2 separate regions of the Homo sapiens genome follow, and region 1 is linked to region 2. A link is an interaction called in ENCODE POLR2A ChIA-PET data of the cell type or tissue named here. Cell type or tissue: A673. All regions are shown on one strand. Each heading gives the region's core, and the rest is flanking DNA. Links, peaks and the distances in the headings are about the cores only.

Region 1 (5,382 bases), core at 193-5,192, 580 kb before region 2:
TTTTATCCAACTGCAATTTTACTTTTTCTACGGATTTCTATGTTGTCTTCTTGATTAACAATTGGGTTATAAAGCTTTTGAGAAAAGAGCATCCGAAATTTTGAGGGGTCTCTATAGCACTTACCACAGTGCTTTGTACATAAGTAATAGACAATTGGTAAGACAGTATGCCACACATATCAGAGCAGTATGCATTACAGTCTTTTATTCAATAAACGATGGTTACAGGCACTATGCGAAATCTTTTCCATACATTGTTTCATTTTATTCACACTAATTTTCATACAGGTAGTTACAATCCCTATTGTATAGGTAAGGAAAATATGAGGCTCAGAGAAGCCTAGTGACTTTCCCAAGGTCACACAGCTAGTAAATGACAGGTCTGGATGTTTAGTCCAGGTCTATGGAAATGTCAAACATATACAGTTAGCACTACCCTGCACTGCCTCCCAATCTGTTTGGCTTTAAAGAGTCCCTAATCAATCTGGTCATTTACAATTAATGTGTAAACCATAATGAAAATGGAAATGATTAAGGCTGGAACCCAGGCCTATTATTCTTGAATTAGTCTTGTGCGGTGGTTGGAATACTAGGCCCAGTGGGGTGAGACACAGGCCTGCCTCCCAGGGTCTTTCCTGTCCTCCGCTCATTCCACCACTACATGTAGATATTTGAAAAGGCCCAGAGGAAAAGTCAGGGTTACTTTTTTCCCCTCTGTGGAAAAACATGATGAAGCTGAATTTACCTCAACTAGTATTAAAACATCAAGTGAACAGATGTACATATTGATTAAAGATGAAGAAAGGAGAACTCAGACAAGTGGGTGGCAGAGCAGTTTTTCCTTTTAACCAAACGTTCTTTCTTTATGGCCTTTAAAGATATGCATTCTTCCAAGATACTTGATGGGTGTTCTGACCATTTCAGGGAATGAAGAACAGCCTGAGACCATAAGGAAAGCCTTGATTCATGTACGAGTTTCTTTAATGAGTAAGCAAGAGTCATGCAAGAGTGCTCTGCTGTAGCCATGTGATTCATTCTGTACCCCTGAAACAAATATGTACAGAACCCCAAAAGAGGAAGCTAAGGAGCCTGTGAGTTATTCTAAGGAATGTGCAACACCCCCTATTAAAAACTCCATCCTAAAACGGTGAAACCCCGTCTCTACTAAAAAAATACAAAAAATTAGCCGGGCGTAGTGGCGGGCGCCTGTAGTCCCAGCTACTTGGGAGGCTGAGGCAGGAGAATGGCGTGAACCCGGGAGGCGGAGCTTGCAGTGAGCCGAGATCCCGCCACTGCACTCCAGCCTGGGCGACAGAGCGAGATTCCGTCTCAAAAAAAAAAAAAAAAAAAACTCCATCCAAGGATAAATTTCAAAAGTAGATGCTGAAAAGATGGAAGTCACTGGCTCCACCTGGTAAATCCTATACTATCCCTGAGAAGGCAGAAGTCATTCTTAGGTTTAGAGAGAGTCTACTACAGCCAAAACAGTTAGAATTAATCTTGGACTTATGACTTTGTGGCTGTTATTGCTGGGACAGGGGGACGGAAATGGGGGGAGGAATTGAGGGATACCTCCAAAGAACTCACAAGTCTGCAGAGACCGAGCTCACTACATAAATACAGCAGTGGCAGACTCCAAACCTCAACTTGCTGCTCAGGGAACCCCAGGCAGTACCAGGCTTTGGTGGCTTTGCTGGAAAAGAGTTCTGGGGTTTACCAGCCCTCTCATGCATTTAACTCTGGGCACTCAACTCACCTTAAGTCTTTGAGTTTTCTTATTGAAAGAGAAAAGTAATCACACCTTAAATTAAATTTATGGGTTTTTTTGAATAAAGGATATACTTATAGTTTCCAGCTCTTCACTGTGAAGTCTGATTAATTTTTTAACAGATGAGGAATTTGTGTATTGATGAATATTTGATAAAAACAAGAGAAAACATTAAAAAGCAACATGAACTGCAGAGTTCAATCCCACCAAAATAAAAATGTAGCACTGTATATCTTGAAACTGAGGTTAGACTCTCTAGGAAGAACATGGAGGAAATAAATGCTCAATCCATATTGCAGCAGACATAATTTTAAGCCACCACAACTTTCAAGGACCTTTGAACCATTTTCTTCAAATTTGCCTTGCCTTTCTTTCTGCATCTGTGAACTTGCCAAGTTAGAGTTTATTGCTGTAACAGGTTTTGAATGATAGTGTATCTGTTTTGAAAAGGTCAGTACTTTTTGATTATTTGATGGAAAGAATGTGTGCTTTTCCTTTTTTATGTATCTTTCAAACCAACTGTCTTGATATAAATGGAATCTTTAAAAAATATATTTACCCTTTTTAGACTAAGACCAAACATTCCGTTCCATGAAAGTCATGAGTGGTTGCTGAAAGGAGGTTATGAATGAAATAGTGTCTCCGCTTGAACGTCAGCAGCTAGCCTGCATTTATTCCTCAATTTCCAGAATCTAGAATAAAAATAGTGATTAGCAAGGCCAAAATACAAAACCCCAGGACGTAAAGCAGTGAGCACAGGGAGGCTCCCAGGACAGGAAGCCACTGGAAGCTGGTTGCTAGGAGACACTCGTCTTTTGCCGGCAGCAGGAAGATGTCCTTGAGCATGGCTTCCCCTGTGGTTGGCTTTGGACAAGCCGTGAATCAGACTGTCCTCACTAGTGCCGCCCTCCCAGCAGGGCCGACCAGCCTACCATACAGGTGCCACTGAGGGGCAATGGTGGGTCCTGTTCCCTGGGAAAGTTTCTCACATGTGCCCAGCTTTTCTGATATGCTCTTCTGAAATCAACAAGCATTTGATGTCTACTCTGGGTTATAAGAATATGGAAAAAAAAAAAAAACAGTTTCCTGGGTGGTGCTTTTTAGGTGAGAATTTTAAAAAATAAAATCATACCCTAAATTATACGAAACAGCCTACAAGAGCTGTAGGAAAAAAGATAAGATAATGAGTTAATGGTAATTAAAAGAGAAATCATAGAGGAGAGAGCATCAGAGCTGGAGGATTCACCTAGGGAGGAGGATGCTGGCAGGGGAACACCCTGTTTACTGTCAAGAGCTCTCGGAGGGCCCTTGATGGCAGTGAACTTGTCTTTCTTGCTCCCAGAAGCATCCCCAGTACATAGGACAGTGTTTGTCAGAGTGTTCAGGGTTCAATGGCTGAACAAATGCAGGAGAATGAAGATGCTGAAGATGAGCAGAGGGGCTTGGTGGTCATTGTTGGTGTTCCAGGGAAGAACCAGTGGAGAGAATGCTGAATGAAGAAGGCTGGCCTCATTGTTATCAGAGTCTGTAGTGGAAAATGGTGAGAAATGAGGTGGCTGGATAAGGTGCAGACCAGTTATGAAGACTCCTAAAAACCAGACAGAAAATGGCTTAAAGAAATTAGGGAGCTACTGTGGGAATCTGAGCCTGGTAGAGATGAAAGTTTTATGGTTTACAAATGCTTCTTTTCAAATGCATCATCGCTTAACATGTACAGTTTATTATATGTCCGTTACAACTCGATAAAGCTGTTAAAAATACATGATCTCATTAGGTGTTCAATATTTGGTGAAATGGACCTTATCCTTATTTCATTTTTACAGATGAGGAAACTGAGACCCAGAGAGGTTCATGGCTTGCCCGAGTTCAAACGTTTCAGATGACAAGCCAAGACTTCCGGGTTTTCTGCCTCCACGTCCCTCATTTGCTTCTTTCTGAATGCAGCTCTCTGCTGAGGGACTTGGAAGGAGACTGGCCTGTGGTTGGGGAGGCCAGTTGGGAGGCGGCGGCAGATGGCTGTTTGCAGTTTTCTCTCCCTCTCTCTCCCTTGCTTTCTTGTCTATGCTGCCCTCACCTTCTCTTCTTTTCTCCTCCATTGTTTCTTCTTCCCTGACAGTGTCTCAGACCTCTGGGTGGCATCCTGCTAAGCTGCACATGTGGGGGTTGCTCCCTGACTGTCACAGCTGCTAAGGGGCCAGCTTTAGGGCAGTGCTGTGCCATTTGGACATGAAGGGCAGCACCTTTGGGACCTGCAGCATTACATCTGTGGCACCTCTTTGGAGAGGTCTGATGTAAAAGAGAACACAAAGAATGAGATTTGGAGCCCAGGAAATATTACTAAGATTCAGACAATACGTGGGAATGTTGCATTTAAATATGCAGTTAACAGATCATCTTAATCGTCTTCCCCAGACCTAGCTTCAAAAGCATTCACCCAGTTCTCACATGTGTGAGTGAAAATCACTTAGATTTTGACTTGGCTATTAAATGGCCTCAAGCAAAAGCAAGTCAACCAAATTAGAAAGAAGGCAAAGTGCTATGGGCTTTGGAGCGAGATGACTGTGAAGTTCAATCTGGATTCCTCCATTTACTACATGTCACTAGTGCTAGATGCTACTTAGCCTCTTTGGGCCTCAGTTTTCTCATCTGTAAAATGGAAATAATGAGTCCAACTTAACAGGTTTGTTACAGCAATTAAATAACCGATGTATTGTGCACAGTGCCAGGCATGTAGTGAGCCCTCACCATGTGAATGGCAGCACCAGCATCCACATCAGCTCATCATCTTCATCAGTGGCATTACCTGAAACACTCTGTCCTCATCCGTGACATACATTAGAGGAAAACAGCCTTGTTTTCTTTAGGTTTTGTATTCTCCCAAGGCTGAAACTTGTATTTGTAATGCTACAACTTTGATAATTTTTTCCCTTAAGAGTTCCTTCAGCAGCATTTTTTTCCTACCAACTTGCATGTGTAGAGTTATTCAGTAGATGACACCGAAGAGTTTCATAGTGAATGTTTGTTGAGTGAATGTATGAAATGAACAATACCACCACCTCCAAAGCAAGTTTATTTTCTCTTGTTGATTCTAATGAGGATTTTGTTTTTAAATGGGGTAGGTGGTGGTGGTTGGTATGTGGTTTTGATAGCCAGGAGTGATGTGGCACAGGTGGTTGTGTGGGGTTAGGGATGGCTAGCCCATCAACCCAATCATATGGAAATTCCTTTTCATTATACTGCAAAGCAGCCAGCTAGAAATGGAAAATCTAGTTAACTAGTTCTTTTATGGAAAACATCCAAGTTGGTAGAAGTTTTTTTCACTGAATGTCTCCTAACACCTCCCTGATGGCCTGGCTAGATTGACTCATTATTTCCAACCGACCAGCTTGACCTGACAGAGCTTCTGTGACAGAACCCCTGCCCAAAGCTCCTTCTATCCCCAAAGCGCTCTGCTGGCTGCTCTGGAGAGCGCAGGTTTGACAATCTCCAGTCTCCCCTCCATTGAGTCTTAACTGTTTCTAACAATCATTTCACGGCTGAACCCCAATTTGCATCATGGGTATAGACAAGGGGTAGAATACTAGTATTAAACAGTTGAATACGTGGCAAATGGG
Region 2 (5,361 bases), core at 1-5,000:
GACAGCATTTAATATAAACAAAATGTTGATGGTCTTTTAATATCCTGACATCAGTTACCCCAAGTGGTGCTACCACAGTGATGTGTATAAGCATGCTACCATAATTCTCAAAAGATAATAGTTACATACGTTAAAAGGGGAAAATGATGATTGTGTAGGTAAACCACACATAAAACCTTTCTGATTTCAGGTAACTATGGTGGTGGTGGGAACTATAATGATTTTGGAAATTATAGTGGACAACAGCAATCAAATTATGGACCCATGAAAGGGGGCAGTTTTGGTGGAAGAAGCTCGGGCAGTCCCTATGGTGGTAAGTACTTTCTTAAATCAATTCTTTAGAGCCTTTTTAATTTAAAAAATGTGCATACTTCTTTTAAAATACTATGTATATTTTCAGGTGGTTATGGATCTGGTGGTGGAAGTGGTGGATATGGTAGCAGAAGGTTCTAAAAACAGCAGAAAAGGGTAGGTATCTTTAAATTTTTATTATGATGATAAAAGAATATGTGGAACTGTTCACTGAGTGTAATAATTTTTTTATCCTGTATTATTCAACAGGCTACAGTTCTTAGCAGGAGAGAGAGCGAGGAGTTGTCAGGAAAGCTGCAGGTTACTTTGAGACAGTCGTCCCAAATGCATTAGAGGAACTGTAAAAATCTGCCACAGAAGGAACGATGATCCATAGTCAGAAAAGTTACTGCAGCTTAAACAGGAAACCCTTCTTGTTCAGGACTGTCATAGCCACAGTTTGCAAAAAGTGCAGCTATTGATTAATGCAATGTAGTGTCAATTAGATGTACATTCCTGAGGTCTTTTATCTGTTGTAGCTTTGTCTTTTTCTTTTTCTTTTCATTACATCAGGTATATTGCCCTGTAAATTGTGGTAGTGGTACCAGGAATAAAAAATTAAGGAATTTTTAACTTTTCAATATTTGTGTAGTTCAGTTTTTCTACATTTTAGTACAGAAACTTTAACAAAATGCAGTTTCGAAGGTGTTTCCTTGTGAGTTAACAAGTAAAGAAGATCATTGTTAATTACTATTTTGTATGAATTTTGCTAAAGTTAACTGTAAAGAAACACCTGCTGACTTGCAGTTTAAGGGGAATCTATTCTCCCCATTTCCAAACCATGATATGAATGGGCGCTGACATGTGGAGAGAATAGATAATTTGTGTGTTTGCAATGTGTGTTTTAGATAAATAGGATTGGGTATTTAAATTAGCATTTGTGAATTTAATAGCATTAAGATTACCTTCAAATGAAAAAAAATCTCAAAATTTCTATTTGGTTTTTGTGCATTTTCTTTTAAAATGTAATCATATGATTTTAGTGTGTTAGACTTGCTGAGTCCTAGCTGTGTTTAGAACATCTCTATTCTACATTTACCTTGGTCAAATTTGAACTGCTGCCATAGGTTTTGGGTGTAAAGAATGTTTACTGCCCTCCATTTAAATTCTGAAAAGGGATGGTGGATGTTTTCCCTCTCCTACGTTAGAAACCATTCTTAAAAACTTTTGAAAATATAGAACCATTAAGCCTGCTATATCTGAGCAAATTAGTGGGTACCTTTTTTTTCTTATTTAAAGCACAAGAGGCCCATAAATCTTGAGTTACTTTAAATTCTTTTTTTTGATACAAGTTTTCAGAGCAAGAGAATAAAAATCATGTGTTATTAAACCCCTAACTGGCTGGCATGCTTTCCTGTTTGTATTCTATACATTTTGCTGGATGAAACCAAGGATAGTTCAGGTATAATTGTCCAAAATAACCTAACTGCAGCAGAAATGTAGCACAGTTGCTTAGTACAGGCTTCTCACTTCCTACAGACCTGAATTCAAATTTGGATAGTCTGAGTTCTTAAATTCCCAAAGAACACACTGTTATTTCTTGTGTATATTTCAACATAAATCATGTTGTTACCAATTTGTTTGGAAGGCCCTGGTTGAGAAGAGTTTTAGTTAATAAGGTCATATATACATATATTAATATAAACCAATGTCTACTGTTTTGCTCCAGCTAGTGCTTACAGTTTCATTCGAGCCCTGAGTATGTGCCCTGCTGTTACTCTCTTTGGTAGTTGAACGTTGAATTCAAGTCTTTTGTTTTAAGAAGTACTAAGCAAACAAGCAATAAAAAGGGGAATGGGGTGTGCTAGTGTTTGAATATGCTCTCTTGTTGCTCTAATTCTGTGCCTCTGTGCATTAATATTTGGATGCATGCAATGCCAGCATGGAAATTGGTCTTCACACATACTGCAGTTTTCCAGAAACATTCACAAACCAATAAATGTAACAGACATTCCATTTGTTAATGGGCATATATGTGAAAAGCAGTGTAGAAAATAGGCTAATATTAGAAAATGGTTAAGTCCTAAATAACTTCAAGTGTGGTTATATAATGGACACTGTCAATGTTCATAACTTAAACCTGGGTACCTGGTCAAAATAATGCTTGGGAAACATTAAAATTGAGCTAAATTGTCTCAAGTTCTTTTATTCATATAAATAAAGTTTAAAGGAATGGGGGAGATTAACATTTCCTGTTTTATGTTTGTGAAATTGTTTGACACAACCTTGACAGTATCCTTTAATGGCATGAGGTTAATTGTACTGTTAACCAACTTTCTATGTTCTGGAACTAGTATTATAGTGAAAACATTTACAGTAAGTTGATGTTTACAACCTATAAGCAGGTGAAATCTGTGTATGTGACCTGTTTATAAGTTGTATTAGCTTAGCTCTTGTGAACAGTGTGGAAAAGTAAGCCATGAGGAGAGCGATTTAACCACCTTTAAAGGACCTAAGATGTGCTTTTTAAGCACAGTGTGGATCACAGAAACTCACTAAGACAGGACTTCAGCAGCCTTTTGTGTTTGGACAAGTCAGCATAAATAAAGAATGACAAGGCAGCAGCAAGAGCTTCAACTACAGAGAAGTGAAGGCATAAGATACTATGATGATAGTGAGCAACTTTCCAAAAGCTAGTTAAATCTGCTTATTACAACTGAAATATCGAAGAAAGTCTAGCAGGAAGGAGCTCTTCGCCTTTTGGAACATCAATGAGAGATAGTTGCCACAGTCACTAGGTCTAGCATTTAGACCTGCAAGGAAGGGCAATAAGCATTAGGTAAGGCTTGAATTTGAATTTTTTCACTAATTAAAGAGTAATTTTTTGTAAAGCAAGGTAAGAGTAATCTTTTTGATTTGCAGGTTGAATGAGAACCCTACTTGCCTAAATGAGGAATGTCTTTCCTACCATCTAAAATACGAAGGTTTCTGGCTGGGTAAGGTTTGTAGTTGACAGTAAAACCTGATGACACCATTTGTTTCCCTGCAAGTCTACATTACATATTTCACAACTTTGTCCCTCTCTAGTAGGCACATTGGAAAAATTCTTCAACTGAAAACTACCTTGGTACCATGTCCTACACGTTTTAAACCTTAGTTTTAAAAATTCCCCTGCGAAATAGCCATAAGTATTCATATCAAGTCAGTTGTGACTCCTTGTGTATACAATTCATTTTTTGTGTCTTCAGGGTAAACTCAATTTTTGGTAAAGTGGTTTCAGCTTTTGTGAAAACCGTTTTGGTGTGTAAGCATGACACACAACAGACTCAGTAAGCTGCCCATCCTCATACTAGGAAAACACCTTCAAAGGAACATTAAAAGTTACCAGGGCCAGGCACAGTGGCTCACGCCTGTAATCCCAGCACTTTGGGAGGCTGAGGCAGATGGATCCCAAGTCCAGGAATTTGAGACGAGCCTGGGCAACATAGTGAGAGCCTGTCAACAAAAAATAGAAAAATTAGTTGGGCTTGGTGATACACATCTGTAGTCCCAGCTATTTGGGAGGCTGCCTTGATATCAGGCAGTCGAGGCTGCAGTGAGCTGACTGCCCCACTGTATTCCAGCCTGGGTGACCCCATCTCAAAGAAGAAAAGTTACCAGATGTCATGGGTAAAGGTTGGTCTTCAAGTGGCCTCATAAGTTGTCTTGCATTTAAATTCAGGGAATTCATTGGACCAATAGGTTACATTTTCGTTCCTTTTTTGTTTTGGTTCATCTGTTAAGCAGTGGGGGCCTAATTACTGCTCCTTTGTAAAAACACATTTTCCCAAAGAACACTGAATTACCGTTCAAACTGGTTGTTGATGGGTAATAAGGGCTGTTTTTGCTGCCCCAAAAGGGCTTAACAATTTAGTCGGATAGTTTACTTAAAAAAAAAAATCCTTTGGAGACATACTGAAAATGCAAACTAGTTTCTAAATTATCAATTCCCTACATGAAGAAGCAGTTTGCCAGAGTTTAGTCTCAGAAAATGACTGGTTGGCTCTATTTAAATCAGAACCCAATTTCTACGCGTGTTGAATAAGGTAACAGCCTTTGATGAATTTCCTTCACAACATGGTTTTAGTGAAGCAAACATTTTTTTTTTAAGGGCATTGTTCTTTCTAGTTTATTTCTTTTTATGAAATAAAATTATTTTATTTAAACAGTTCCATTGTCGTTTCTGAAAACTACAGTATTCTCAGAAGTTGTAGCAGCAGTAAAAAAAAAAAAGTTGTTATATAAGTGATTGGGGCAGATTTAACTGATTTTGTTAAACCAATTTGTAAGTTACTGCTTCTAATATTACACTTCTAAAAAGCTGAATTTATACTCATGTCCTAAAGGAGAATATGTGGTAATAAAGTATATTTGTTAAGTAACTAATTGAAATAGGCTTGGTTTTAAGAGTTCCAGTATATAATAATCACAAATTGAAACCTGACAGTATCTTGGGAGTTCCAGTAATGTCACAAATTAGTGAATAAGCATGCCAGTGTGCAAGGGTAATGTAAGGATTGTTAGCCTATCTAAATATTCAAAATTACTTTAAAACTTAAGTATGTTTTCTGATTTTTAAGAATTCAGAAGTGTTCTGTAATGGATTCAGATGTTTCATTTGTAGTATAATGAAATGTTTACAGAAAGATAACTTTTTCATTAAAATATTTTTAGAAATGTGTGTGTTGTTTTGTCACTTCACAATGTTCATGTGACTTAAACACTATAGGTGAATATTTTGACTTATTTTACCAGTAAGTAATAAAACAACAGGAAACTTGGAGTGAGCCTTTATCAGTTATTTTTAAAGATGTGGATTCTATTATATGGGAAACAAGCCATGGGAAATAGGCATGGAAGGAAAAATAATTTTTAAAGTTATCAACCCTTGTTGCCTAAAATAGGTCTTGAAAGACAATATATGAGATATTTGGGTGATACATGTGAGGAATCTATGAACCTTTGAGGGGGAAAAAAGGATAAACGAGTTAGTAAATAGAAACAAACTAGGAGAAAAAAGTGGTTGCTAGG

What was found. Peaks named below come from ENCODE experiments on the same cell type or tissue, not always from the same donor. Only the 100,000 strongest peaks of a DNase experiment are listed, where the experiment ranks them.
Region 1: POLR2A ChIA-PET joins it to region 2 with 7 read pairs; 1 of 35 experiments calls an interaction of 5 or more read pairs at or near these places.

The regions. Positions count from the first base shown.
Region 1 is chr2:176,641,286-176,646,667 of GRCh38, forward strand. The region is part of intron 2 of LINC01117 (long intergenic non-protein coding RNA 1117); the gene reads left to right. Among named protein-coding and RNA genes, the nearest start is that of LINC01117, 6.2 kb to the left of the region's middle. RefSeq lists a silencer at 948-1,037. In A673, for the core only: no CTCF peak of the experiment used is centred there; a DNase peak (open chromatin) is centred at 2,566; H3K27ac peaks cover 804 bases.
Region 2 is chr2:177,218,847-177,224,207 of GRCh38, forward strand. HNRNPA3 (heterogeneous nuclear ribonucleoprotein A3) reads left to right here. Exons shown (of 11, transcript NM_194247.4): 9 at 191-313; 10 at 401-468; 11 at 562-5,113. The coding sequence ends at 453. Among named protein-coding and RNA genes, the nearest start is that of HNRNPA3, 8.7 kb to the left of the region's middle. In A673, for the core only: no CTCF peak of the experiment used is centred there; no DNase peak of the experiment used is centred there; H3K27ac peaks cover 870 bases.